Linked DNA regions of Mus musculus: region 1 is linked to region 2. A link is a loop called in an ENCODE intact Hi-C map of the cell type or tissue named here. Cell type or tissue: left cerebral cortex. All regions are shown on one strand. Links, peaks and the distances in the headings refer to the core of each region. The heading gives the core; the rest is flanking DNA.

Evidence for each region. Hi-C counts contacts between places; a loop is a spot of excess contacts. Peaks named below come from ENCODE experiments on the same cell type or tissue, not always from the same donor. Only the 100,000 strongest peaks of a DNase experiment are listed, where the experiment ranks them.
Region 1: a loop joins it to region 2, with 4 times the contacts of the local background. A loop is called at or near these places in 15 of 42 quality-filtered maps.

What each region holds. Positions count from the first base shown.
Region 1 is chr7:79,079,415-79,082,319 of GRCm38, forward strand. It overlaps Acan (aggrecan), which reads left to right. Exons shown (of 18, transcript NM_001361500.1): 2 at 2,774-2,850. The coding sequence starts at 2,781. Among named protein-coding and RNA genes, the nearest start is that of Gm26633, 28 kb to the left of the region's middle. In left cerebral cortex, for the core only: a CTCF peak has its summit at 1,566 (motif pointing left); a DNase peak (open chromatin) is centred at 1,561.
Region 2 is chr7:78,781,454-78,784,358 of GRCm38, forward strand. Mrpl46 (mitochondrial ribosomal protein L46) reads right to left here and starts at 1,636. Exons shown (of 4, transcript NM_023331.2): 1 at 1,354-1,636; 2 at 1-133. The coding sequence starts at 1,575. It overlaps Mrps11 (mitochondrial ribosomal protein S11), which reads left to right and starts at 1,678. Exons shown (of 6, transcript NM_026498.2): 1 at 1,678-1,970; 2 at 2,120-2,227. The coding sequence starts at 1,906. In left cerebral cortex, for the core only: a CTCF peak has its summit at 1,587; a DNase peak (open chromatin) is centred at 1,634; H3K4me3 peaks cover 1,880 bases; H3K27ac peaks cover 1,110 bases.

The DNA of each region.
Region 1 (2,905 bases), core at 309-2,808, 300 kb after region 2:
GCCCAGCCCAGATGAGAAGAACTGACTGGCAAGACATCTCACTCCATCTGTGAAACAGCAAGAACAGGTCTTGTGTTAATAGGCAGTAAGTGACCCGGCAGGGCCAGGACCTGGGTCTGAGTCTTGACAGAGCTGCTAAAAAAGGAATTCAGAATGAGAGAATGAGCTACACTTTCAATGATGTGATCTGATGAAGTCCCTGCCTCCAACTATGGACCATATTCACACGTATGCACACAAACACACAGGCACATACATACAGAGACATACACACAAAGACAGACTGACACACATGCACATGCGTGCATGCAGTCACACATCACAGAGAGAGACAGAAACACACAGACACACACACACAGAGACAGAGAGAGAGACAGAGACAGAGACAGAGACAGAGATATGAAAAGCAGGAACCTGCAGCTTTTCCTGGTCAAGCTTCTAACAATTGATCAATCCCTGGCACACAAGGATCCTTGAGGCTTTCTGCTGGGCCATCCCCGTGCTTCTGAGCTCCCACTGCTGTCCATCTCAGGCCTTCCTCTCATCTCCCCATCCTCAACACCCTTCATGTACCATCCCTTCCCACGGCCTCGCTTTCCTTCCCATTGAGAAAGGTCTCTCTGTCCACGAGTGAGCGTGGGCTGGCAAAGTCAGTATCCTCACATAAAAGCCTCACTGAGTCTCTGAGAGGCTTGGAACCCAGACAGAATGGAATTGCTCCCTATTTTTCTTTACAACTGAGAAAACACACACAAACACAAGAGCATATTTATTGCGATAATTCTATCCCAAAGTTTTTAAGAAGAAGAAATAAAATTAGTCTTGCTGCCTACTCCGCACCAGCCCCCTCCCTTTCATTCCTTCACATTTCCTGGTCTAAGCCAGGGAGAAAAACAGAGCCAGCCCAAACCCCACAGAGCACCATTGCATCCCAGACAATGTCCAGCTTGTTCAGAGAGCGAGGGAAGAAACACAACTCCGAAACATACACAAGACTTCCAAGTGAAGGGTGTTCTGAGGGAGGAACAGGCTAGCTTTGTGTCTGGGTCTTGGGTAAAGGTCCCTCTGCAAACACACCTCAGGCTGATCTTCCTTGACCCTCCAGGAAACCATTTCCTAGCCCTGACTGGTTCACTGATCTTGAACAAGAACCCCTCTCCAACTCTGTGTCTCCTCAAAGTGCCAGACCTGGGGCCCCAGAAATTTATTTTTTTAAGTTAGTATCTAAGTCATAAAATCCCTAAGGAGAAGCAAGGGGCCATTTCTCAGAACTGTGGAACTTTCCAGACTTCCTACAGCACAAGGGGTCATGTGCCTCTATGCCCTCAGCCGCACAGACAGGCCTTTCATTTCTCAGGCCTGGGTCGAGGACTGATGGTCAAAAATGCCAAGCTCCAGAGACAGGAAAGGGTCCCCTTGTCCTGGGCCCAGACTGTTCCTCCCCAGGAACCCCTGGATGGAAATGTCAGTGTCTCCCCTCCCCACAATCTTGATGCTCCTACGGGTGCTGCGCCCTGATCCCTGCGCTGGCCCAGCCTATGGTGACTAAACAGAGAGCGACACCTGCTGGACGGTTGGACTCCAACAGAGCTGAGGCTGGGATCTGGAGGCCAGGGGGAAGGGTGCTGTCTCCATGAAGGATGCTCTCTGTGGCTGCAGATCCCATCTGTCCTCTACCACTGCCCCATCCCCAAGGCTTCCTTTATTATTCTTAGACCAAAAGTAAATGCTGTTGCTGCTGCTGCTGCTGCTGCTGCTGCATGTGGGGCATGGTGTCACACAGTGCAGGTCTCAGAAGGTGTGTGAGTGGCATGGTTGTGTACCCTCCAGGGCAGTGGTACCATGAGGTCCAGATTGTTTCCACATACAGCTGGCTGAAGGCCACTGCTCCAGATGATGGCTTGATAAATTCAGTTATGCTTGCTGGCTGGAGTTGGGGATCCCTACTGTTCAAGGGAGAGCTTTAAGTGGTGGTTGCAACAGATCTGTCATTACCAAGCCTCATGTACTATATACATAATTATGTTCCCCATACTTTCATATGATTGGCATGCAGTCGATTGGTTTGCACATGTGTGCTCCACTACTGACCAATCATTTCATTTCAGCAGAAGATATGCCCTTGCATGACTCTGTGTGTGTGTGCGGGGGAGGGGGGGGAGAGGGAGAGAATAAAGTCAATACAAGTGGAGGCTGTGGGTCCCCAGAGTTGCAGAGACTCAAAAAGAGGCCAGAGCACCTGGCTACACATCTTCAGTTTGAAACTCCACATGTTCAAACCCCAGAAAAAGCTGATGCTTCAGGTCAAGTCCAAAAGGGAGGAGAAAATCAGTTGGAAAGCCATGAGGGGAGAAGTCTCTCTCCCTCTAGAAAGGGTCCTTTTTATGTTAAAGCCTTCAGGTGGTTGGCTGTGACCCACCCACACTGCAGAGGGGAGGCCCTCTAGGTCTACAGATTCTGGGGTTTATGCAAAACCCCTCACAGTGTATAAACCTGAGCATCTATGGTCCACCTGGCACATATCAGTAGCTATCACTGGGATTCATTAGGACGAGCCTCCACTGGAAGATGGGAGAACCAATGTACCAACCACCTTGGAACTAATCTAAGAAAGGATGACGGTTTCTGAGGAAAGGAGCCTTAGTGGAAACACTGTCCAAATCATGGCAACCCACCTGCTGTTCAATGTGATTTCAGAGCTTTGGCCATGAATTTTATCACGGCATCTCTTCCGTAACTATCCTGTGCCTAAACTGTCTGCTATCTCTTCCAGCTGAACTATGACCACTTTACTCTTGGTCTTTGTGACTCTGAGGGTCATCGCTGCAGTGATCTCAGAAGAAGTTCCAGGTGAGAACAGTTCTATGCATGACTCCTTTATTCAGTGGGTACTGGGTTCCGAATA
Region 2 (2,905 bases), core at 90-2,589:
CTAAGTCTTGTGCGAGCGTAATGCCCTGCTCTTGTTCCTCATCATAAAGGTCAGCTTTCTTCTTTGCCAGTCGCTGAGCTTCATCCAGAGCACGGAGCTCATGGTCTGAATACAGGCTTCTCTCTACCTCGATCTGGGAAAGGGAAAAGGAAAAGGAAGAAGAAAAAAAACAAAGCTTCTGTGACCTTGACAGGCTCAGACGTACAACTCTTAACACAATCAGAAATAGAATGAAACACTATACAGATTTAAAAAAAAAAAGCCCACTGGATTGTAAGTAGGCAGTAGGAGAACTTCATTAAGACTGTCAAGGAGAACAGAGGGCACTGAAGACCCACTTCCCACACACTAGGTCTACTCGTCTCTGATCAGCATCTATTCAAGGACTTTCCTGCCATGAAGACTTTCCAACATCCTTCTTCCTAGTCTCTCTTTCTCCTCATGCCATTTCTTCCAGATTTCTATCCATCCTTCTTATTTCAACTCAAATACCTCTTTCTCAGAAAGATATTCCTGGATACTTCTCAGGAAAATAAAACCTATGTGGTCCTGTGTAAAACTCTTCTAGTACTCTATGTTTTCCTTAATAGCACTTACCAAAGTCTATAATTAGTCATAAGACTGGTTACTGATTGTATCCCTAATTCCAGTACCTGGAAACTCTCTGCGAAGCAGAGCGATGTGCCTGTCACATCCACAACTGCCTATCACTTTGCACACAGACGCACAGTATTGGCTACGAATACCTTTATGGTGAAAGAAAAAGGACTACCAAAAAAAAAAAAAAAAGTCAAGTGAGTGAATACATTGAGCAAAAAGCACTGACGGGAGTTTCCATTAGTATTCTCCAGACAAAAGCCTTTTGGAGTCTAGGGATACGGAAGACCTTCCATCACTATCTCCTGACCCAACAGCAACAACACTTGGGTTTTTTGTCTTTCACAGAAATTGCTCCCTGAGGTAAAGCAAACTTTACCGCATTATCTTAAGGATGTGCCCACAGTCACCACGACTTTCGTCCTAACATCACAAACACTTCTCTATAGTCTGAGAGCTCCTAAGTTAAAGGGAGTGATTCCTGTTTGCCCCCGGATCCCTACAGTATTGAATGAACAAGAAGGAAGCTATCCACACCGAATGATCAAGAGAAAACAAGCCAACTAAACTCTTTCAACACCTGCTATATCCTAACCCAACTCAGTACGGTAACTTCATCTTGCAGATGTCACTAAAGGTCGAGAAATGAAACGTTTGCTCAAGGTCACACGAAGTACCAGAGTCTCCATGGAAATCAAGACCTCCTTGATACTGTTGCTTCCCTCCGCCGCACCAGGAAGCCCGTGACTGCCTTACCTGCTGTAATAGACCCGCCATCTCTTCCTGCAATGGAGTGAGCGCCTTGGTGATCAGCGGTGGCCGCTGCAGACACAAGGCGCCCGACAAGCGCCATGGAGACCGGCTGCTTGAGGACGCAGCCTCAAGGGACAAGCCACGAGAACTACCTGCCCAGAACCTGTCAAGCTGCCGCCAGCCTCTAGCCAGCCCTAAAAGAGTACGCCCTACGGGCGCCGCCATCTTTCTGTCTTCCCACAAGGTACCGCGGCGCCCGGCAGAGCCCTCAGCCAACCCCAGGTTCCCATGAGGCAACGCGGGCCGGCGAGGGGCGGGTTTACCGAGTGGAATGAACCATTCCCTTTGGGGGAGGTAGGTGAAATTCTAGTGTTAGACCACTAGAAAGGGGAAAGTTCCTACATAAATGGTTTTATAGAGCTTTAAATTTGAAGAAAAAATACTTACAGGACTATTTAAGAGCAATCAGGTGATTTCCTGTCTGTGAGCACCCCCACAGAGGCTCATGGTGCTGGCTCGAGCTAAGCCAAGCGCCGCGGAGGGTCAATTTCAGTCATGCAGGTTTTAAGAAACTCCGGGTCGTGGCTCCTGCGGTCCTGGGCTGGACATGGAATGACCAGGTAAGGATTACTCTTTCGAACCCACTGTCACTCTCGAGCCTGCCCGCCTACCTTCCTTCCAGACCTATGTGCCACTTGAACCCCCCAAAATACCGTTAATCCAGTCCCTCATCGTACTCTCTCTCTCTCTCTCTTTTTTTGCCCCCCAGGTTTGTGGGCATTGCCCCAGCTAAGAATATCCACACCGGAGCCCCGAGATTAGAAGACTCAGCTGCCAGGCAGAACACTGAAAGGGAAGCGGCTCCAAGTCGCTTCAGGTGAGGGTAAGTGGATGCAGCGCTCTGGAAAGTTGCATCCTGTGACTTCTGCCCGACACCGTCCAAAATCATAGAAAAAGTTAATTCCTGGCTGTCATTTGCCATCTGTGGGAGCTTGTGCAAATCAGCACACTATACGTGGAGATAATGCTTAGAGGGGTTGTTGGGAAAATAGAGGGATGAGCAGGGGCATAAGGTAGCTGTTCAATTAGCAACTGTTAGCTAAGTGTCCAATGTATATAAATACCAGCTTTCTTTTCCTTGTGAGATAAGCTTTAGATCCGACTAGCAGCTTTCTCTGCCTCCAACATAAAATGTCTTGAAGAACCACACTAACTGCACATCTAGATTGTGCCTTTCTTAATTTCGTGCCTAGCCCTGGGACCTGGCATCCTGCAGCATCCCACTAGTAGAAATACTTAATATGCAGGCGGTATATATGTTCACTTACCTTCACATCTGTTTAACAGTTACAAAAGCTACTACTACCTGTTGAGTACCAGGATAAATACAGGAAATATAGGTTATGTCTCCCCAGAAGTAGTACACAACTTGCAAAAACAACACACAGGCAAATGTATTAACCATAATCTGATCAAAAGGATAATAGAGGTAAGAACTGGCTGGACATTTAAGAGAGTAAGGCACACTTGAGGAATTCAGGAAAGACTAAGTACC